Regions from separate parts of the Homo sapiens genome. Here region 2 is linked to region 1. A link is a loop called in an ENCODE intact Hi-C map of the cell type or tissue named here. Cell type or tissue: Calu3. All regions are shown on one strand. Each heading gives the region's core, and the rest is flanking DNA. Links, peaks and the distances in the headings are about the cores only. Region 1 overlaps SPINK1 (serine peptidase inhibitor Kazal type 1). Region 2 overlaps JAKMIP2 (janus kinase and microtubule interacting protein 2).

Region 1 (12,145 bases), core at 2,703-10,702:
TGAACATGTTCCGATTCCTTTTCAGGGTTTTACTGTTCAAAATTTCATTACAACCTCATTAAATGAAAACATCTTGTTAAATTCTTTAAACATTTGCTCTGATCAATTTTCAAACAGGAATTTTCAGCTAATATGAAAGGTAAAACTTAACTCTTAAAAAATGTTCAATGCTTCAGTATTCTTGATACAGAATTAACTTTATTTATTGAGGCAGTATACTGATAATGTGCTGTGGTTGTATAATGCGGGATACAAAGATAATTATTTGGGAAACTAAAATAAACAAACAAATATGCACACACTTTCTTGTATTTCAGGTTGACTGCAATTACTACTAGAGAAGAAGCATCAAATTATTATGGGAATATGGAAGAGATTAGTTTGAGAAAGCAAGAAAAATTCATGGAGCACCCCACAGCTGAGTTAGGTGACAAATCAGTGAGCCTCACCTCAAGTCAACTGATCCAGAGTATCTGGAGGTTGTAGCCTATTCATCCAAATTGTAAAGAGGCTCTTCGGGTGATTCTCATGCATTCTAAAGTTTGAGGACCACTACTGTAAGTGACAGCACTTGTGCGTGTGATATTTATTGAGTAGGTAAAATTTTGATAGGTGAAAAAAGAGTGCATAAAGATGATTTAGCAGGAAAAATGCCTAAAGACTGGAACACTTGAGGTTTAATATTATTGAGGGCCTATATCACCAGAAGAGATTAGGACTTTCTTTAGTAGACAGTGTGTAGCCGTGACAGGTTTTTCATGACAGCACTACTGTAATTATTTTGTAGTTTAGAAGCATTCTGTGGTTCGGGATGAATTGGGATTGTTCAGTGGGGCGTGTAGGAGGATGCGTTAGAGGGAAGATGGGCTGAGTAAACTCGGGCAGGTAGAACCCCTGGTCTGTTACATTAAACCATGTCAGAAGAGGGTGAAGAAAAGAGATTGGATTGGAAAGACAGTATGTTTTAGAAATAGAGTCCATTGTCTAGATTCCATGGAAAATTTTGTTGGTCCTTGATTTTTATCTGCTAGATACCAGTTGATTTTCTCGTGAGCATGGGGTGGGGAAAGGGATTATAGTATTTGGATATATTTGGCTAAGAAGCAAATTTATTGACTCCATCCCAATACCACCCTTAGGATACTTAAAAAACTAAGAGAAGGGAAAAAGTTAGAAAAATTTGGGGAGTCCAGGTCTTCTGCAGTAGCAGAGATCTTAAAAAGACATTTCAGAAATTGGCAAACACAGAGACAGAGTAAAAAGTGGAAGGCACTTGACTCAGATGTAGAGAATTAATAAAGGGTCCCAGAGGAGGTTGTACCTGTGTTCTGCTAGCCAAGAAAAAGTTAGACAGATGGATCTGGTGTATGTGTTGGGGAATGCATGTGTTTCCCTGTGTGTGTTTGTATTGTGAGGAAGTAAAACAAAAAGGATGATTCAATCAGAGAAGTAGGACAGAGGCTAGAGAGCATGACATGTTCAGGGAACTTGGAGCAATTATTTTTCAAAGAAAGGGAGGTCATCAGTGCTAACTGTTACAGAAAGCAGAGGCAACAGCAGCAGTAAAGGAGCTTGACAGACAGTGTAACATCACGGAAGGGCCAAGGAGCTCTGCAGTTTGAGTGGTTCAACCCTTGAGGGAGTTAAAACCTCAGTTTTCTCATTCCTAAATGAGGATCCCAGGACTCCTTGTGAGGATGCATGGGAAATATTTAATACAGGATCTGGCACATAGAATTTTATCTAGAGGTTAGCTCCTATAATTTTTATTATTCTTTATTAACTTTCACTTTGTACTAATTTGCATCTTTAAGGTTTGAAAGTTAATCTTTATTAAGTCATTCTTTTAAGTATTTTAAAGGTCCCTAGAATATAAAAAAATTTCAAAAATGTAGATGTAAGCTTTCAAGAAAAGCACATAGAATTCTTTCTGTAAAAAAAGTGTTGTTTTTTTTTAAAAAAACCCTGAAATTTAGCACAAACATTCAAAATATAACTTATTGTGCATCTGTGCTTCCACAACCATATTTACTATAAATCTTACCAAAATTTCACGGTCTTTCTCTCTACTTCTCATTCTTTGTCTGTTCAGGTGTTTATGTCTACATTTTGTTTAATTTAATAATATGCATGGCTCTTTCTGCCTTTTTCCTTCTAATTTCCACAGTTACACATTTAAAGATTTTCTTTATTTCTAACACAACTTTTCCTCTGGTGACTTCTAATTCCTAGTTTTCTCTTATTTCTTCTTCTCTTCTTTTAACACGGACTATATGGAGCCAAAAAAGTACTATTTATTTTGTATTACACCTTTTATTCATGAATACAAATTAAATGAGTTGAATGAATTATCCATTATCTGTCAAAAATAAAGTTAAATCACAAAGAATTTTAAGAGTTTATTGTGAGTACAAAAGAATAGTTCATGAACTGGGAAACCTCAAGTTGAAGAATGCATGAAATCTCCATTTAACAGCAGTTCCAGCACAACTTATAGAGCCTGGAGGAGGAAGTATTTTGGCCTTTTTCATGATTAGCTGTCATATATTTGTTTTTAAGGCAACAGAGCCTGTTTAAGCTGATTTATCTGTAGCTACTGGTTTAATTTCATTGAACCATGCAGAAAAGGACAAAATGCTAATGTCTATGCTTTGTTTATGTTCAAGGTTAAGATTTCAGGCAAATCAGGATGATTAAAATTTTGGTTACATGGCTGTGGGCAGTTGACCACGTGGTAATCTAAATTGTAGCCTCCATTTTTATTTATTTATTTTGAACACATCTAAAAGGCACCTAGCCACAAATAGCATCCCAACCAAGTAACAAGGTTTTGACTTGATCTCCAGTCTATTTTGTTTGTTTTCACTATTTCTTGGCTTTTTAGTGACTTTTGATTTGTTTAAAAGGAAAAGATCTGCGTTATTCCGTTTTTGTGAACGTCATTTTGTTATATACATATTCCATATTTTTAGCTAAAAGTTAGCTTTTGTTTAAACAATGAAAGAAAACAAAGGATCTCTCTGCACTGGATTGTGAGAGTAAAAAAAAGCAAAATTGTTGGCAGTGCTAGGGCTTGGAAAAGTAAAAGCTTTGCATGTTTTTTAATTTAATAGCTTCCCTTGTTATGCAACTAAACTGTATTTGTACATAGGTGGAATAAACTAAAGTTTTTAAGGGATAAATTGGGTCAGAGAAATGGAAATAAAAGGACAATATTTTTCAAGTTCTTATTTTTCAAGAGGCTTAGTATAAATTATATTTTAAAATGTTTAATTTCAAACACATTTTCTTCTCCAATAGGACAATTTTTTTTGCTTGTTTTCAATACACTGTTCCTACCAGATAGCTTCATATTTCAAATGTTCTGAAACCAATAGAGGAAACTGTACAGAAATGTATTGGCCCTGTGACTATGCCCTCTTGGAGTTTACTTGCAGTTCTGTGGTCCTGTATTTAATGAGGATTATAGTTCTTTTTTTATCCAGGGATGGGGAATCTAATAGTGTGAGCTGGGTTTATTACCCTATTCCCTCACAGGGCTACAAAACCCTTCTTAGTCCACAAAATTCATCTTCAGCCATTACTCTCGAATTTCTATTTTGGAGGCATGGTTTGTAATTCTGGAATTTTTTAAAATTAAAAGCAGAGAGACTTTAGTCCAATCTTGTACCCATTTGAGGAATGTTTTCTACAAAATTATGCAACACATTATTACCTGAAGAAGTAAATAATGCAACAAATTATTACCTGAAGAAGTAAATAATGCAACAAATTATTACCCGAAGAAATAAATAATGCAACAAATTATTACCTGAGGAAGTAAAGTTTCTGTCATAGAAATGCTTATATACCAGGAGACAATTGGTCACTGTTTTAGTGAGCCCAAAGTATTATAAGATGAATAATAACAATAACAATAACTAATTATTCTTGAGCACATACTATATGGCAGGCATTGTGCTATTTGCTCTATGAGGGAATTGTTATTATTAACCCCTATTGGAGATGAGGAAACTGAGACTTTGAGAAATTCTCCAACTTCTCCCAGGACACAGGGCTTGATGGAGGCAGAGCCAGATTCAAACTCAGCCTCTCTAAATCAGAGCCTCTGATCTTAACCATTATAGGGTACATTTTCCCACCGAATGAAAATTAGTATCTCTTTAATCTCTACCCAATTAGTCTAAATTCTACCTTTTGGGGCCAACCAGATCATGTTCATTCCTCTTCCCCATTCACTTATGTACCAAAAAGAATATTAATTAAGTACCTCCTAGGTGTTTGATATTGTTTTGAGCCTGTAATACAGCAGTGAAAAAAAGGATAAAATTTCTGCTTTCACGGTGTTAACATTTTAATCCCTTAAATCTTTTGAAAAGACCCACCAACTTCTAAGGGTTTTCCTTTCCTTAGCCCAAATATTCCTGCTTCTTCCAACCACTCATCATGGAGAAAAATTTCAAATTCTTATCAATATTGGTAGTTTCCTTCCTCTAAACATATTCTGGTTTGTAAATCATCTCTTTTAAAACACAACTACCTGATACAGTTTGGCTCGGTGTCCCCATCCAAATCTCATGTCAAAATCTCCAGTGTTGGAAGTGGGGCCCGGTGGGAGGTAATTTGGATCATGTGGGTGCTAAATCTCTCATGAATCATTTAGCACCCATCCCTTTGGTGCTGTTCCTGTGATACTGTTACACGACTTCCTCCTCAGCTCTTCTAAAAACTGGGTTCTTGTCACACAACCAGGAAAGATCAGGCTTGTGGACACATAGAAGGGTGAGAAAAACGGAATTTATCGGGCAAAAAAGGAAAAAGAGAAAAATTTTCAAACTTTCAGTAGAGTGAGAAGGAAGCCTGTTATCCAGCTTCTGCCCCACCACACAGGAACTCAAGAGGTCGGGTTCCTCCCCTCTGCAAAGGGCATGAACTTCTGTGGCTCCACGTCATTCTCCCAGTTCAGGCTGGTCGGAGGTTCTCCAGGGAGCCCTTTTTACTTGACTGTCTCAGTAGTGAGTGAGTCCTCCTGAGATCTGATTGTTTGAAAGTGTGTAGCACCTCCCCTCTCTCTTGCTCTTGTTTGGCCTATGTGACCTGACTGCTCCCCCTTCACCTTCCACCATGATTATAGGCCTCCCCAGAAGCTGAGCAGATGCCGCATCATCATGCTTCCTGTATAGCCTGTGGAACCATGAGCCAATTAAACCTCTTTTCTTTATAAACTACCCAGTCTCAGGTATCTCTTTTTTTTTTGAGTTGGAGTTTCACTCTTATCACCCGGGCAGGAGTGCAATGGTGCAATCTTTGCCCACTGCATTCTCCACATCCTGGGTTCAAGCGATTCTCCTGTCTCAGCCTCCCAAGTAGCTGGGATTACATGTGCCCACCATCATGCCTGGGTAATTTTGGTATTTTTAGTAAAGATGGAGTTTCACCATGTTGGCCAGGCTAGTTTTGAACTCCTGACCTCAGGTGATCCACCCTCCTTGGCCTCCCAAAGTGCTGGGATTACAGGCATGAGTTACCATGCCAGGCCACAGGTATTTCTTTAGAGCAACGGGAGAATGGCCTGATAAACTACCATACATGAACATAGCAATCCACATGCTTTCTGATGGGTCAGAGAGAGAACAGAACCATTAAAGATAGACAATTTGGGTTAATGGGTTGCTTCTGCTTATAATCTCCAAGTCTTGTCTCTCCAGACTTGTAGACTGGTTCAATTGGACATGAAAATTTGTAGCATTCAATTATTTAATTTCTGTTTATCATGGCAAAGGTCCTTAATATTAGGGATGTCCTTCGAGTGTCCTCTAGCATCACAGACAAGTTGTTGGAAGCCATCTTGCATCCATAACTGCTGTTAGAGTGATATTTAATGAGAGCTGTTAGACGGCGGTTTGGCTGAGGCACTTGGCAGACTACAGCATCCTCTAGTGGTCAGATTTAAACCTCAAGACGTGTATATTCTGAATATCACAAGAAATTAACCTAAACCTTAGAGTGTCAGGCAACTGTGTTTGGCAAGTGTGCAATAGCTTTTGACTGATTATTTCTGATTCAATGGGTGATCTATTTCCTGCTGTATATTAGAAAACCTGCTGTTATCTCAGGCTCTGTTAGCTCTCTACCCAGTTTTCCATTCTAGGCTAGTTCTTCATGAGTTTGGGAATTCAAGCTGCTTTTTCATCTTCTTCCTCCACCTCCCCCTCCTCTTCCTCCCCCTGCCCCTCCTTCTCCTTTCCCCCTCCTCCTCCTCCTCTCTCTTCTCTCCTCCTCCTCTTTCTTCTTTCCTCCTCCTTTTCCTTCTCCTTCTTCTCCTCCTCTACCTCCTCTTCCTCCTCCTCTACCTCCTCTTCCTCCTCCTCCTCCTCCTTATTCTTCTTTTAATAGCTGTACATACCTTTTTTTTCTTTTGGGGAACTTCTTTAGTTTTATCTGATTTGCTTCCCTGAATATAAACACATAGTCCTTTTTAATAGGAAGGTGTTATCTGAAGTTTCTATAGAAAAAATAGGCAATGAGTAACTCACGTGAGGTGATTGTGGCTTAATGGAAGAAGCATTAGATTTGAAGTCAGTCCTGTATTATAATAAAAACCTAAGCCTGTCGCTTTGTTTGCTTGCAATATTAGGCAGGTGATTTCACTTAGTTCTAAGTTTACTCATAAGATAAGGATAATCTTATAGGGTTGTTTTGGCCCACACATAAACCAAAGTGTGCTGCACAAAGGTCTCTTGATCAGTTCATCCAGTCTATAGTCACTTTTTTCCTTGTCAGATTATCTTTTGGGAATGGTTTGATAGTAGAAGAGACCATTCCCAAAGTTAATCCAGAATCAGGCCTCCCCACCTACCTGCCTCAGGTTAGCACAGCACAAACCCATCAGGCCCTATGAAGCAGATCTCCCAGGGAAGCACAAGAGGAAGTCCTCCATCCAAGCCCCGGGTTATCAGGGACAACCACAGGCTCTACGTTACCACCATTCACCTTAGTAACTAATGGGGAACTGGCCCTGCTGGGGAAGAACTAAGGCTAAGTCCAGAAGCTGCTCCATAGCCTTGTTAAGAAAATGTACTTTTTTTGTTTGTTTTCTCAATGATTCAAATCTTTTTGAGACAATTATGTCTGACCCAAAATCTACATTCTGAGATAAGTGGAAAATCTCAAAGACTAAACTCTATTCCACCATATAGGCAGCTCTATGCCCATGCACGTAGACCTGTGCCAGCCACAATAGATGCTCAATCAAATCCCAAGGAAACCTAAAGGAGTTATTGCAATCAGCAGACTGTGATGGGTAACATGTTTCTGGACTGGGTATTTTCCAATTGTTCCTTAAAATAGTAGTCCAGTCCTCAAAGAATTTCTTGTATTCATGATCATCTGTGCTCTGCCATTTAATATCTGCAATCACATTTTCTAAGGCAGTGACCTCAGGATGTGAGAAAGATGAGGAAAGAAAAGGAATTATGAGGGAAACCCTGTCTGAAATTACAGGATTCCTGATGTTTTTAAAACTTGGTCTATTCTCAGTCTTACCAAAGTCCCCTGACCCTGGTATAATCAAACATACCTTTGAGGAAAAAGCAAATGGAAACAACAGGGGATATTCAGATACATTTATTCAACAATAAGGCCAGTCAGGCCTCGCGGTGACCTGATGGGATTTCAAAACCTTGGTTCTCAGCAAGGCCCAGATTTTTGAATGAGGATAGAAGTCTGGCGTTTCCTGCAGTAGAGATTAAAAAAAATATATCAGCTTAAACTTCACTGATGAAAAAGTGACTATGGGAGAAAAACAGGGGGAAAAATAACAGCTTCATTTAAAGTTGGAGAGGTTTGAGATTTATAATCTTTTCTCTGTCTTTCATTCATTTATACATTCACTTAGTCATTAATTCATCAAATATTTATTGATTACTGTTGAATACACTAAGGATACAACAGAAAGGAAAAATATCTGTCCTTACAGTTTTTACAGATCTCGTGGGGTGTTACAGTGAACCCCTGAAATTAAACTCAAAACTATTGTTGCATCTTTTGCTCCTGATGCCTCTGCCTTCGCCACCAGGTTTCCATCTCAGCTGATGCCTGAGCTATTGTTGGACCTTCTAATTGATTGACCTTTCATCTTAGAGCTCTGGGGATTCGTATCTGTGAGGTCTCACAAAAGTAAATCACATATTTATTCCACATGATTCCTGCCAGTTCTAAACATCCTCCCCTCCAGATAAAACCTCTCTGTTCGCCCCACACTACCATTACCAAACTAGTTTTCTCTTCCCTAAACTAAATATCTCTAAATTTTATAATTGTTCCCTAGAAGACTGTTTCCAGGTCTTTAATTTTTCTAACCATTTTTTCTTTGAATGTACGGGCTTACAAAAATTCTTCTACTTCTCTATTACTGAAGGACATCTGACTTCCATATACTTTTTTTTCTTTTTTTTTTCTTTTCTTTTTTTCTTTTTTTTCTTTTTTTAAGACAGAGTCTCACTCTGTTGCCCAGGCTGGAGTGCAGTGGTGTGACCTTGGCTCACTGCAGCCTCCACCTCCCGGGTTCAAGTGATTCTCCTGCCTCAGCCTCCCAAGTAGCTGGGATTACAGGTGAATGCCACCATGCCTGGCTAATATTTGTATTTTTAGTAGAGACGGGGTTTTACCATGTTGGCCAGGCTGGTCTCAAACTCCTAACAAAAGTGATCCACCTGCCTGGGACTTCCAAAGTGCTGGGATTACAGGCATGAGCCACCATGCCCAGCCAAACTCTTTAAGATTTTTTAATGCTTTCTTGTCCCACAATCATTAACTGCTCATTAATACTGATTTCCAAATCAGTTAGCATACATAAGCACACACACCTAAACAGAATAAACAAGAGTTGCTATGCTGTTCACTCTAGTTTCATATATTCACTATCCACATATAGCTATGTAAATGTAAATTAGTTTAGATAATATTAAATATTCAGCTGATCAGTTTTACTAGCCACATTTAAGTTAGTGTTAGCCACATTAAGGCTACTGTTTTGTGGCTAGTGGCTATGTATTAGACAGCATAAACATAGAACATTTCCATCATTATAGAAGGTTCTATTGGAGATGCAGGTTTATGGAAAAGAATTTGCCGGTACAGATTCCCTTTGAAGACGTAGAAGGAATAGAAAAAGTGTTTATTGAATATATTTGCCAAGCACATAATCACCAAAAAGACTGATTTGCAAGCCCTTGTTTGGTATTATCTACTTGTCTCAAACTAGGGTCAGCGTCTGGCTTTAGTTACTAGGTAATAAGTTTGGGACTTTTAATCAACAGTGAAAAAGGCAATGTCATACATTAGGAAATATGTTGTATTTGAGAAAGCAACATTTTGTCTCTAGACCTAAATTTTCTTATCTGAGAAATATAGGAAGAGAGGTCATGTTTTCTAGCATACAAATGTGCCTCCCATATTTACATAGTTTTGAACAAATAGAAAGAATAAGCAGAAACTCGGAGGTTTCAGAGGCTAAGCAGATAGGGTGTTCCAGCCCTCTACTAATATTTTTCTAATGTTTCACTGTAAATGTTGAGCGGCACTTGGAAATTTCCCAAGTCTCAAAGCTGTTGTTCTCTTGCTTTCTCCTCCCATTGGATGGAAATATGATGTTTGAGCTTAATGTCAAGAACATGGGTCATGAGAAAACTAACAGGTGGCTTCAAATTCTTTTTACAAGTCTTAATTATGGAAACAGATTTATTACAAAGTAGAATACCTAATGTTTTGGGTCTAAAACTTCAGGATATTAGACCTCTCATCCAGAGGTCCTATTTCCACAATACTTGCTAAACTCTGAGAATTTTCCAAAATGGTTTAAAACAGCCCAAGAAGAAGGTTTGCATTACAGAAAAGGGAATTTATGCAGTAGAATATAATGGAAATTTACACAGTCATTTGAGCCTGAGTCAAAGTCTTTAATATCAAGTCAATCTCAGAAAAACTAAAGTCACTCGTGGAATCCCTTTTATTTGCTTTGTTCATTCCACACCTTTATTTAACCTGGCATGCTCTTTTGATATTGCCAAAATTCAGAACTCTATTTAAATGGCATTCTATTCTTTTTTTTTCCTTTTTTTTAAGATGGAGTCTCACTCTTGTCACCCAGGTTGGAGTGCAGTGGCACAATCTCAGCTCACTGCAACCTCTGCCTCCCAGATTGAAGCGATTCTTCTGCCTCAGCCTCCTGAGTAGCTGGTATTATAGGCGCCCGCCACCATGGGGTTTCACCATGTTGGCCAGGCTGGTCTCAGGTGATCCACCTGCATCGGCCTCCCAAAGTGCTGGGATTACAGGAGTGAGCCACTGCACCCGGCTGGCATTCTATTCTTTTCATGGATCCTTTCTTGGCCCCTTTTAATAAAAAATATGTATCTCTGCTTCACTCCTGTTGCACTTTATTTACACCTCATCTTCTGGCATTTGCCCCAAGTTATAAGAAGCCATCCTATACATGCTCATGATGTTTTCTTAGTCATAAGCACAAGTAAGACAGGGAATATTAGCATGATGCTTGAGACATGCTAAGGTTTCAGTTGCTGAGTGAGATAGGAAATCTGTGTTGAATCTATTTCTCTGTATCACATCACCTACTTATGGTCACTGAGGAAATGAAGCTTTACTGAAACTGGCTTTCATATCCATAAGTAAAAATATATTTTTGGTTATATAATCTATACAATTTATATTTGCATAACTGAGGGCTTTAAAAAACACAATCATTGCAACCACTAATAATTTTTTTAATTAAAGGTATTTTGTGTGTACTTTATAAAAATCCAAGCTATCGACTATTTTGCTGTAAAAAATATAGGCTTTTATCATACAAGTGACTTCTAAAAAATAATATTTAATGCTAAATATATAAAAGGGAGAATAAGAAAGAGATAACTGTTTTTGGAAAAAGTAAATAGTTTGCTTTTCTCGGGGTGAGATTCATATTATCAGTACACTTGAAGATAACTAACTTAAAATATATAGTTTAAAAGAAACTCAAGTTTGTACTCACCGATTTTCAAAACATAACACGCATTCATTGGGATAAGTATTTCCATCAGTCCCACAGACAGGGTCATATATCTTGGTGCATCCATTAAGTTCATTGTAACATTTGGCCTAAAAATGGAATTAAACAGAATCATTTCCCATTATTCTCCATTCTTGAGTTCATAGCAAAATCTCTGAAATGGTTTTATTTCTCTGGGGAATAACTGTGATTGGGAGAATGATACTGTGTGTTGTAAGAGAAATAACCTACTATCTGGAGACAGAAAACCTTGTTTTAAGTCATGCCTCTGCTATTTCTAAGCTGTGTGACATTAGTAAGTCCTATGGCCCTTCTGAAACTCAGTCAGTTCATCTGCAAAACAGTGATGATATTACCATTTCCCACCTATCTCATAGTGTTGTTGTGAGATTTACATGGATGGGTGAGATAATGTTCAAGTTTGCAATTACTGCGGGTGCTGGCATCTCTCAGGTTGGCCACATCTTGGGGCACGTTCTTCCTTGTACACTGTAGTCCACACACACTGGTCTTCTATTAGGCACTTAAAGGCACTAGGCATTGTCGGGTGTTGGAAGTCTTTGCATTCTACTCCAGTAAGAGTTTATAATCATCAAATGATTGTCATTGTCCTAGACATTGTTCTAGTGCTTTTTATATATTATTCTGTTTAAACCTCCTAACTATCCTGTGAACTAAGTATTATATTCTTCTTCAGGTGAAGATAATGAGGCACAAAGCAATAAAATTAGCCAAGGCCACCCAGCTAAGGAATTCCTAAATTCAGAATTCAAACCTAGTCAGAGTTCCTGAGCTTTAGCTCTTAAGTACTTTATTCTACTACATCTCCCCACCAGTTTTGTTTTACTAACACTCATTTTTTTTTTTTGGCTCAAAATAACCCCTCAGTTACTTCGGAGCACCCTCCCTGATTTTTCTAACTAGGCTAAGTTCCTAACGGCAGCAGAACTTTTTCATAACACTTATCACAAATGTAATATTGCATTCATTCATGAACTTTTGGTCTATCAGCTGTCTCTGACTAGATATAAATGTACTGAGAACAGGGACACTTCTTCCTCTGGTCTCCAAATTTAC
Region 2 (12,145 bases), core at 2,185-10,184, 130 kb before region 1:
CTTACGCAAAGTCACAGTGCTAGCAAAAGACATAATTAGAATGTGTTTGAGCCTGAAGCTTCTTAGTGCTTCTCTCAAGCTAGTATGTAATGCAGAAAAAGTCTGTATAATGTGCTCATTACTAGGCAATAGTCAAAGAGAGAAGGAAAGGTTGAAGATGATACCCAACTCTCAGTAAGGGACATTGGAAGAATGTAGGTAACATCAATGAACTCAGTAAGATCAAAGAAGTCACCCATGTGTTTCAAAATAAGAAAAGCTAATATTTTCAGGGGGCTTAGTATAAGCTAGGCACTACAGTAAATGATCTATATTAACTATTATATTAAGGAAAAAGAAGCTCAAAGAAGAAATATAGATTGTGCAAAATTGTAGGTGGTAAATAGCAAAGGCAGTGCATAATAACATGGCTAGCCTTACTCCGGAGCCTATAAGCCCAACTGTACCAGAAATACTGTACTAGAAATACTTCAGTTTGTTTTTACAGAAATCATATTTGAGGGAAAGCAGTACCATCTTCTTACTATTTATTGATTTACCTACTTAAAAAATTTATTCCACAACTTATTTGAAAGCAATTTCTAAGCACTTTATAGAAATAAACTTCAACATAATGTGATGTAAGGCATTTAAAATGAAGTAGATAGCATATATGTTTATATATATAAAGATAGGTGTTCAAATAGCAGTAATTTTTTTTGAATGGCAGATGATCAGAGATCTTAATTTAAAATAATTGAGGCTTTTCTTTTCCTTAAGGTTTCTATAATTGTATAGCTTCTATAATCAGAATAAAATAATGTTTCTGGCATAGCGCAGGGTGGCGGATATGGTGGGAAGCAAAACACAGAATTCAGTGAGGACAAGTGGAGCAAAGGGAAAATAAGGTAGACAACCAGCTGAAGCTAGGAGTGAGGCTGGAACACAATGGCCATGCTTTTGGCATAACATCATGAAAAGCTGGAATTAATGCAAACATAGGGACCTTGTTCCTAATCTGAAATGCTTTGGGCTCTAAAGTGCCTCTCCTCTTCATTGAACAGAGAACCAGCCATTAGTCACAGCGAGTCACAGCACAATTGTCCACGCTGCAAAACCTGACTTAATTGGAATCAACAAGGCCAGAACAAACTTCTGAATGTATGCCAGTCTCTTTTCATGAAGGGACTGTGCAGTCAGTTAGATTGGAACTTGAATAAATCGTTTTTTTGGAAATCAGTGTTGGTGGGGGGGCACTGTTTTCCATCAAATCTACCTTTCTTGGGGAAGCCAGCCTCTCTCACGCATATCTTACCAAACTCACGGGTACAAATCACTCAAGGAAATAAATTGGATACCCTATAATGTTCACTTTTTTCCCTTCAATGTCTCTATCACATATTTGCTCTATAGAAGCAGGGATTTCCCTGGGCCTGTTCACCACTGTATCCGCAGTGCTTAGCACAGTGCCTCATAGTAGAAACTCTAAAATGTTTGCTGAAGGGGTACCTGAATGGAGCCAAAATGAACTTATCATTGGCAAGAGTAAAGAATTCCTTAAACCCGCAAAATTTTAATGTTGTTCTTCCAAAGCACAGATGACTACAGCATGAAGTGTCACTTACCATTGAGTAAACCTAATGATGTTTTATCCACATTAAACTCTGTAGTATATTAATTGTATTTATATACTTAAAAATTGAGCAATATATTTCCAAATGTAAGAAATTTATATTTGAGAAACACATTTTCCTCCCAGCATTTTCTTTATTACCTGGCACATGAAACTAGGAATTATAATTTCTCATTTTAAGTTTTAAGCTATTTCTATAGACAACTTATTAGGAAAAACAAATCTCCAGGGCTCATAATTTTTTCTTATATATCTTAAAATCTCAGAAGATTCTGGGAGCCATTGTTTTCTTTTTGTATAGTAAGCAATCTTTGATATTCCAAAGCCCTGGAGTCCTGGCCTATAATATTCTAGATCATCATAGCACTTGTAAAGATAATTACTGTTCTTCATCCACTTACTCACCTCCTACTGTGACAGATGAATACTACTACTACTACTGCTAATCATCATCATAATTGTCATTATTGACCATTTACTACTGCTGGTCACTGTGCAAATCTATTTACATGCATTATCTTTTTAATGCTCTGAGGTGAGTGTTAAAAGTCATCTTCCAGCCTTGAACGTATGATTTATGAATCCTCTCTACAACTCTTCCCCACTGGGAGAGACCAACATGTAAATAATGAACTGCAGGCCTGAAGATGTAATGAGTGCTGAAACAGAGAAGCAAACGAGGCACTACTGGTACTCAGAGGAGGAGCTCCAACTCCCTGGGAAAGACAGAGAGTGTGTCTAACAGAAGGGATGGCTAAACTGAGTCTTGAAAGATGAGAGAGGATTTGCCCTGTGGTCCTGGCAATAAAGAAGAATTGAGTAAATATTATGTAAGAAAATTTGGTAAGAATTATGGATGTATCAAGACTATTGATTAGCTTGGAGTTGCAGGTAACATGCAGAAGGAGGAGAGAATTTAGAAAGGGCTCATTTTTATATCTGATATTAAAACTGGTCTATTCTTACCCTTCACACGACAGGTAAAACATTTAATTTGGGAGAAGACAATTCTATTTTCTCAACTGCAGAATGGAAATAAGCTATTTAATAATAACTCTATTGCAATCTTTCTACATGCCAAGCACAGTATTTACCACTGTACATGTATTAACTCATTAAAACAAATTCATGAAGTAGGTATCATTTTGCAGTTACATAAAACACAAAATGAAGACTTTTAAATTTGCCCAATGTCATGCAACTTGTATGCGTAGGACCCATTCATTGACTCAGTTAATGTTTTTTGAGAGCCTTTGATGTGTCTGACAAAATTTAAAATCACTTCAGCCTGATTCCAAAACATTTGTTTTAACCGCTGCATGGTCCTTGTCTTTCTCTTAGGACCAGAAACACAACACTCTTTTTCATATCTATTATTGCCTTTAGAACTCTCAGATGACTTACAAAGAAGTCCTGTTCTATAGAAGTCAAAGTGTAAGGCCACTAAACACATTTGCTGTCCAGAGCATTATGAAGATTTAACACAAGGCTATGTATCATTCATTGTCATAATGTTCTGAGCACTGATTGAATTAATCGCTTAGGGCTTTTCACTTAGAAATCCCATTTTTTAGGGTGGTTATAAACTAGCAGTTAATATTTTTCCTATGTGAAATAGGGTTCAGGCAAGGGAGTGCTTTAATCCTGCAAAACCGTATGCACAACATAGCTATTGCATTGTAAAATGATCACATGAGATAGATAATTAAATAAAAGGGGATTTGGTGCCTAGATCTAGGGTTGTGGTTGAAAAACTTCTTATGATGTTGCACTGGTTGCTTCATAGAGTCTGATTAAATGCAACTAATAATAATAAATAATAGTCATTAATATTTCCCTTTTAATCATTCACATAACAGAGACTTAGTGAAGATAAATAATTGACCTTCTGCTCAGTGTTGGTAAGCAATGGAGATAGGATTTAATCTAAGCTGTTAGACTCTAGGGCCCATTCTCTCAACCGCATCACTATAGTCCCACCCTTAAAGGATGGTGGCAAAAGATACATGGAATAAGGCCGGTAAAGCGTTTCACATGGTATGTGTCAAATAAGTGCTCTGTTCTAAAATCAGCTTCTTCAACAAATATGTATTGAATGCTGCATAGCTGCCAAGCACTGTACTTGGTATGGAAGATACAGCAGTGAATAAATAAAACAGACATACATCGTTGGCTCATGGAGCTGCTATGTTAGTTGGAGACCCACATAATAAGCATGCTAAGTAAATATACTGTGCTAGATTATAATAATAATGTGTTATGGGAAAAAATAATACAGAACAGAGGTCGACAGGAAGGATCCAGGTGGTGTTGTGATTTTAGATCTGAGAAAGCCTAAGTAGTTGCTATTTGATTAAAGGCTGATGCCTGGGGGGGAAAGCGTGCCAGGGTAGTGAGGAAATAGTACAAGAGCTCCACAGTGAGCACAGACGTCCAAGTTCCAGGAACTTCAGGGAGCCGGGGAGGCTGGAGGAATGAGTGAGCTAGGACAGCAGCCAAAGAGAGGGCAGACAGTAATGGGAGGGCAGTGTGTGCAGACCATGCTGTGCTTTTTAGGCCATTTTGCATTGATTTAAGCTTTTACTCAGAGTGGGTAGGAAGCCACAGGAGGAGTTGAGAGGGGCAGTGCCCTGATCTGACTTAGCTTTTAACATTTTACTCTGACTGCTCTAGTAAAAGGAGAAGACTGAGCATAAGGGTGGAATTAAGCGGACTGGTTTGGAGGTCACTGCAAAAATCCAGCTTGGAGATGGTAGCGGCTTAGAGAGTGGAAGCAAGGGAGGTGGTGATAGGACTAGATGCAAGCTGATGGTAATCCTTTTTGGGTGGATGTTTCATCAGAATCATGGGATCAGTAAGTTGAGCTGAGATGCAGAGCCACGTTGATCTGATGATGTATTAAACAGTACACGTTACTGTTTGTTCCTAAAATGTATAAAGCTCTCACTCTAAGCAGGGCATTGTGCCAGGCACTGCAGCTAAAACACTCTGAGGGTGTCCATGCCCTCAGAGAGCTGTCCTCCTATTAAGAGGATAATAGTTACACCATAACTATATGTGGCTGCAGAATATGGCTATAGCACATTTGTTCAATGAATATTCACTGCATACACAGTTTTAGGGGCTGGAGATAGAGCTGAGGATAGAATAAACAAACATCCTTGCTTTCCTGGAGTTTATACTCTAGCAGAGTGAAACAAAAATCAGCAAGATAACTATGTAAGTTACATAGTATGTTAAAAGGTAATAATGAGAGACTTCATGACGATCTAGCCCACACCTGTGCAACACTGTCATAGTGAAAAATTAGAAACAATGCACTGTCCATGTAAAGGGGAACAGCTTGGGCTGGACACAGTGGCTCACACCAGTAATCCCAGCATTTTTGGAGGCTGAGGCGAGGGGATCGCTTGAGACCACAGGTTTGAGACCAGCCTAGGCAACATTGTGAAACCCTGTTTCCACAAACAAACAAACAAACAAAAATTGTTAGGCATGGTGTTTGGGAGGCTAAGGTGGTAGAATCACTTGAGCCCAGAAGGTTGAGGGTGCAGTGAGCTATTATGGCACCACTGCACTCCAGCCTGGGTGACAGATTGAGACCCTGTCCCTAAAAAAAGCTTAAAAAACAAAAATAAAAAAGGGACCAGCATAATAAAGTGGTATGTCCAGTCTATAAATTACTATGCAATAGTTTAAAAACACATAGGAAGATCTACATGAACCAATGAGGCTAGTTGCACCTCAAAACATTTAAAGAGCAAGATGACGAATGAAGTCCAAAGTATAATGTCATTCATGTAAAAAACTAAAGAGATTATATATATATATATATATATATATATATATATATATATATATATGCACATATGCACACACATCTATGTGGACCTATAGGTACATACATGCATAAAAACATTTTGGAAAGATATATGAGGTAACAGGGTCCATCTCACTGAGGGATCAAAAAGTCTTCCTGGATGCCTCACATGGTTCATTGCAAACCCTCTGGGGAATGTGTCTCAGGTGAGTGTGTAGCTCCTTCTCCAGTGCTTCGTGGCTATTGCATGACGCATACTGTGTGGCCCTCTGCTGGATAAACCTAACCTTGACCACAACTCTGACAAATTATATACCTGGATCTGTTGCTGGAAATGCTGAGACCCTTTGGGTACACAGGATGGGTCCTGGGAGAAAATGGGATTTCTCCTCTCTCCCTTGTCTCCAACACCTTCCTGGGGGTAGGTGCCTGAAGCTCTATTCTGGTCTCCTTTTCCTCATGGGTTATCTCACCCACTCATTCAGCCTTCTCAAGATTGGTTAATGTGACGGACTACTCCAGTCAAAGTGCTAGCAGATAGGGAGGTTGGTATTTTAAAACTCTCTCATCCCCCAGATACATGAGTTTTATTTTAAAAGTGGGATAGGAGACACAAGCATTGCATAAGATTGTATATGAGAAAACACTGTTACCCATAAACCACTGTAAACATATTCCATTATTAAAATGATTAATATTTGTTCTCCCACCCTCTCCATTGTGCACAGATGAAATGTTATTGTTACTATTAACCTTCTCACCTCCTCCACGGTACACAGACTGGGGAATGCTATTAATAGTTTCCCCCCATCCCCCACCCAGCTCCTTCTGTTACTGTGAAGTAATTTGGATGAACTATGCTAGGCTTAAAAGGCCAAGGATTTTTCATCTTCCCTATTCCAAGTAGCATTCTTTCTCCTTATTGTTGAAATTTACAAAGTACTTGAATACGATGCAGACGCTATACTCACCTCACCTTTTATATGAAAAAACTGGGGCTCAGAATCATGCACTTACCCAAGGCTGCACAAAGCTGGGATTTAACCCAAGCCTTCTCCCGAACCTTGTGTTCATATAGCACAACCCAAGCTTTGGCCCTGAAGGATTCTTTACCACATAGACTTTCTCTCCTAAAGTCTAGCCCAGAAGAGAGGAGTGTTTGCTTCTCTTTTGACTCAAGGGCACATGAGGGTGCTGGCTGGTCAGTGGAGGTAGACCTGGAGCAAAGGCGATGTGATGTCCACGCCTCATGGGAGGGGAGTCTGTGCATGGGAGCGGTTAAGCAGCGCCGTGGGTGACTCCTTGAGACTTTTTGCTCCTGTGTTTCCCTGTGCATGTGTTTGTCTCTGTGTCCTTCTCTCAAGTCTTTAAACAGGATGGTCCTTCCTGTTTCGGAGACTTTACCTGTCCCATTCCCTTTGCAAAGTCCTGTCTTCCATAGATTCTAATCATCTCAGCTCCAGTGTCATTGACTCAAGGAAGCTGTTGTTGGTTGAGTCACGTCCCTCAAAAGATATGTTTAAGTCCTAACTCCCAGTACCAAGGAATGTCACCTTACTTGGAAATAGAGTCTCTGCAAATGTAATCAAGATGACTGATGTCCTTTTAAAAAGGAAAATTTAGACACAAACATACAGATATATCCAGGGGAGAATGTCATGTAAAAATGAAGGCAGAGATTGGGGCATTGTGTCTACAAATCAAAAAACATCAAGGAATGCCAGTGACTACCAGAAGCTAGAAGAGAGGACGGAATAGTCTTCTTAGAGCTCCGGAAAGAACCAAGCTTGCTGACACCCAGTTTCAGACTTCTGGCCTCCAGAACTGTGAGAGGATACATTTCTGTTGTTTTAAGCCACCAGTTTGTGGTAATTTGTTACAGCAGCTCTAGAAAATAAATACAGATCTTCCTGAGATTTTCAGATCAGGCCAGGTTCTTCTAGTGCATGTTTTCACAATATCAGCTATTTTTCTAAATAACATGTATCACAGCTTGTGGTTATAAATTTGATTTTTTAAATCAATATTTATCTCTCCCACTAAAATGAAAGACTTGTGAAAGTAGGGAGGGTGTTTGCTCATATGACTAATATAAAAACAGTATGATAAACATTTTTTAAATGAAAGAGAGTAAATGAATGAATGGATTGATGAATGACAAGAAGAGAGTGCAGCACTTGTAATTTTGACCTGGGGACATGCGGAAACGGTCCATTTGAAAGCATAATAAAGCTCGCTCTCTCTTTCTCCATCTAGATTTGAACGATGGTCTTTTTAAAAGTCTATGGGTAATAATAAGATTGACAAAGCAGTTCCTAATATCAGGGAAAACTGTCAACACTAACACTGATGATAATTACTGTAAAACTGTGAAAAATGAGAACAAATCATTTCTGTTAGAGAAAATGAATGCTTTTTATCTTATATCTTATTATCAACCAGCACAATCATAATTATGTGTGCCACCAATTTTGTATATGACCTAAAATTGTAAACAATTTTTATTTGAGGGAAACAGTAAAATTATACATTTTTTCCTATCTTTAAAGTTAGCTCTTTATAAATATAATATGATATTCACATATCATAAAAATTACTGGAAGAATGATGTTGCTTTATGCTTAAGGACAAGAACTCTGGAGTCAGACCCTAGGCTTAAAGGCCAGCTCTTATCTCTTACTAACTGTGTGACCTTGGGCATGTTACTTAACATCTCTCTGCCCAGCTTTTAATTTCTCCCTCACAGAGTAGTTGTTTGGATGCATCTAATAAACTAATACTGTTCATGTAAATACATACCAAAGTAATAAGCACATTGTAAACCTCCATACATTTTCACCATTAATATTATCAGACATGTGACATTTGATGAGATCATGGTGAGTAGTCATTCAGCTTTTCTCACCTACTTACATCAGAACTACACATTGCAAATCACTTTCCCTTTTCATCTTTAAGAATCAGACAGCAATGAACAAAATAGGTGAGTGATGTGTGGGATTACGGGTGGCAAAGAGATATCACAAACACATTTTTTAATAAAAAAAGGGGCTGAAAACATAAATGTTTTAATTTGTGGCAAGAGAGTAAGAGGCACAAAATAAAATGTTACAATAAAAAAAAAATTGGAATTAAAACTCCCTGCTTTCATTCTTTTGAAAGCATTAATTTATTTTATAGTAGATTTTTAAGTTCAAGTTTTTGCACTTTCGTTTCAGTCCTGTCAAGTCAAAATTTCAAACGACTGTTAAAATCTTATGTTAACTGAATGGTTTAAATCCTTAGAATTACAATTAATTTGGGGGTTATACTTCTGATCAAATAAATAGAATTTCATAAAATCAAAGTAATTAAGCATATCTGCTGTGGTGGCCCCTTCTCAAATAAATCCTTTCTACTAACAACATTTTCAAGAACTTGGTTGTTGAAGTTCCAGATAGGTGAAGTTTACGATGGACACTGGATTAATAGCTTCTCTTAGTCTGCAGCTGGGCTACATCAATTCCCACATCTCCTCTCCTAAGAGAGCCAATTAATATTTTTAAATTGGTATCAGAATAGCCAGGCTAGAACCTAGCTCTTGTCCTGGTGTCAAATGTGATCACTCTCATTCAACCTCAGATTTAATGTTGACTTGTCTGCTGGAAATCTCTACTGCCTACACTGGGAAGATTCCAAGTTTTTTTAGAAAAAACCCCTTTAATGATCCATTTTGGCTAGAGAGGATAAAGTTGATTTTCCAGGGAGATGTCAGCAGCTTGCGCTCTTTTTGGGTGTCTCTCATCTTGTCTTTGTGGTTAATTGTGGAGTCACAGTCATATCATGGGCAGCTAAAATAGGAACAGGACTCCTTGATGGGCTGTCTACACCACAAGCAGTCATTACCCCGGGTCAGGACTTCCTGAGAAATAAAGAGGGTATACAGGAAAATGAACAAGGCAACAAGATTCCTACAGATCCTATAATTGTCTAGTGAAATTGATAGGCTATGCTTGTCAAAGCTGCTGTTTGGCATTCTCCCTTCCTGTCTCTCCCTCCCTCCTGGTGACTGGCAATGTCCATCTGCAGCTTTTACAATTTGATGTGTAATTTGGCCTCTCATGTCTCCCTGAATGTGCCTTCATGTCACTTCTACTTTTGAGACTGCATCTTTCTTAAACTTATCTCTTGGTATTTTTCAGATTCACTCTTCTTTGCTGTTGAATAGCCAGAATTCATCTTTGAAAAATTTACTGTGAAAATAAAAACAACTGTCAAATGAAGAAAATAAAACACAGAGTACTCAACTGTTTTGTCAGGCATAGAAATTAAATTTTAAGTCTGTTGTACTTTTGATGAAAGTATGCACATATGGGCTCAGAGCTTATCAAATTGTGACAAATTTTGTGTTTGTTTAAGGTTCCACACTGGAGGCTGAGTAACTTGGAGGCACAGGATAATAAAAGCACATGCAAGCGAGCCAATTTGTTTTATATGTAACCATTTCAGATGCAGGATCAGAAGGATTTTCTCCCTTCATTCTCAAATTTCTGCTAGGCATGAGTATTTATGATCAAGCTAGACTCAAAACAAACTAACAATGCGTTAAATATTAACACCCAGGACTCTTATGGAATGATTTTTTTTGTACTAAGTTTGGCAGTTTAGGGACAGTTGCCAATGATCCAACTAAATTAAAGTGCTGTTGAATACACGCTTAAATAAAGAAAAGCCTATTTAGTAGTTGAGAGGCTAAAAAAGAAAAGAAAATTGGCACCAATTGCCCGGCTTCCTTCCACAACTACCTCTAAGGTAGAAGACTCTCAAGGATCCAGACTTCCTTTTCATAGACTCCAGATAGATGAGGTTTATGATGGACACTGGATTAATGGCTTCTGTTAGTCTGCAGCTTGGCTATATCAGTTCCCACATATCCTGTCTCGAGAGAGCCAGATGAATAGGATTCCTCCTTAGGGCATTATTGAATGGCAATGGCACTTCTCCAATAGTAGCATCCCTAGCATGGGCATCAGGCCCAGATATTTATTATATGTTCTTCCATAGCTTCTGACCAGCAAGTAAGGTTTGCATTTCTCATTTCTTCCTCTATTGTTACGGAAGTGAAAGGTCTGTGTGTGTGTGTGTGTGTGTGTGTGTGAGAGAGAGAGACAGAGACAGAGACAGAGAAAGAGAGAGAGAACAAGTGAGCAAATTCAGAAACTTTTCCCCCTCATTTATACTAATTTTTAGGTACTGATTGATAGAAATTGAGATTTAACTCTTGATGTAACTGCTTGACTTAGACTGAGACCTAAGTTATATATAATAGAAACTTTTTTTCTGGCAAAATTACATAGAATAACACATAGTTCTATTATATTATACATTTTAAAGCCCACAAAGATGAAGTGTTTAAAGTCTGAACATAATATTCTAATATTTGCTTTCACTTTAAAGGAGAGACAAAAATACAACAATATTTTATGGAGATCTTTCCAATTACAGGCTTCTACCAGCCTTAACTTTCCTTATCTCAATAAAGGTTAGGACATCATATCCCTTATGGAGGTTGGACAAAATTTAGTAAACATATACTGAGTGCCAACCATATTTAAGATATTGCTCTATATAAGGTTTACTGAGACCGACATGTTGCAAAACTTCAGGAGATGCCATTCATGTATACTTCTGATATGGTTTGGCTGTGTCCCCAGCCAAAACTCGAATTGTAGTTCCCATAATCCCCATGTGTCATGGGAGAGGCCCAGTGGAAAGTGATTGGATCATGGGACAGTTTCCCTCATGCTGTTCTCATGATAGTGAGTGCATTCTCACAAGATCTGATGGTTTTATAAGGGGCTTCCCCATTTGCTCGGCATTTCTCTCTGTGCCGCCATGCAAAGAAGGATGTGTTTTCTTCTCCTTCTGCCATAATTTTAAGATTCCTGAGGCCTCCTCAGTCATGCAGAACTGTGAGTCAATTAAATCTCTTTCCTTTATAAATTACCCAGTCTTGGGTATTTCTTTACAGCAGTGTGAGAACAGACTAATACAGTAAATTGGTACTGCAGAGAGTGCCATGCTGGTATAAGGATACCTGAAAATGTGGAAGCAACTTTGGAACTGTGTAACAGACAGAAGTTGGAACAGTTTGGAGGGCTCAGACAAGACAGGAAAATATGGGAAAGTCTGGACCTTCCTAGAGACTTGCTGAATGGCTTTGACCAAAATGCTGATAGTGATGTGGACAATGAAATCCAGGCTGAGGTGGTCTCAGATGGAGATGAGGAACTTGTAGGGAACTGGAATAAAGGTGATTCTTGCTATGCTTTAGCAAAGAGACTGGCAACATTTTGCCCCTGCCCTAGAGATCTGAGGAACTTTGAACTTGGGAGAGATGATTTAGGGTATCTGGCAGAAGAAATTTCTAAGCAGCAGAGTGTTCAAGAGGAAGCAGAGCATAAAAGTTTGGAAAATTTGCAGGCTGATGATGCAATAGAAAAGAAAAACCCATTTTCTCGGGGAGAAATCTAAGCCTGCTGTAGAAATTTGCATAAGTAACAAGGAGCCTGTATTAGTTCGTTTTCACACTGCTAATAAAAACATACCTGAGACTGGGAAGAAAAAGAGGCTTAATTGGACTTACAGTTTCACATGACTGAAGAGCCTTTAGAATCATGGCAGGAGGTGAAAGGCACTTCTTACATGGTGGCAGCAAGAGAAAAATGAGGAAG

The links. A loop is a pair of places that touch in the nucleus more often than their neighbours do. Peaks named below come from ENCODE experiments on the same cell type or tissue, not always from the same donor. Only the 100,000 strongest peaks of a DNase experiment are listed, where the experiment ranks them.
Region 2: it touches region 1 in a loop (4-fold over the local background); 3 of 110 quality-filtered maps call a loop at or near these places.

What each region holds. Positions count from the first base shown.
Region 1 is chr5:147,816,972-147,829,116 of GRCh38, forward strand. It overlaps SPINK1 (serine peptidase inhibitor Kazal type 1), which reads right to left. Exons shown (of 4, transcript NM_001379610.1): 3 at 11,051-11,157; 4 at 7,611-7,735. The coding sequence ends at 7,690. Among named protein-coding and RNA genes, the nearest start is that of SPINK1, 8.6 kb to the right of the region's middle. In Calu3, for the core only: a CTCF peak has its summit at 5,909 (motif pointing left); a DNase peak (open chromatin) is centred at 5,910.
Region 2 is chr5:147,685,110-147,697,254 of GRCh38, forward strand. All of the region lies in intron 1 of JAKMIP2 (janus kinase and microtubule interacting protein 2), which reads right to left. Among named protein-coding and RNA genes, the nearest start is that of JAKMIP2, 92 kb to the right of the region's middle. In Calu3, for the core only: a CTCF peak has its summit at 5,717 (motif pointing left); a DNase peak (open chromatin) is centred at 5,682.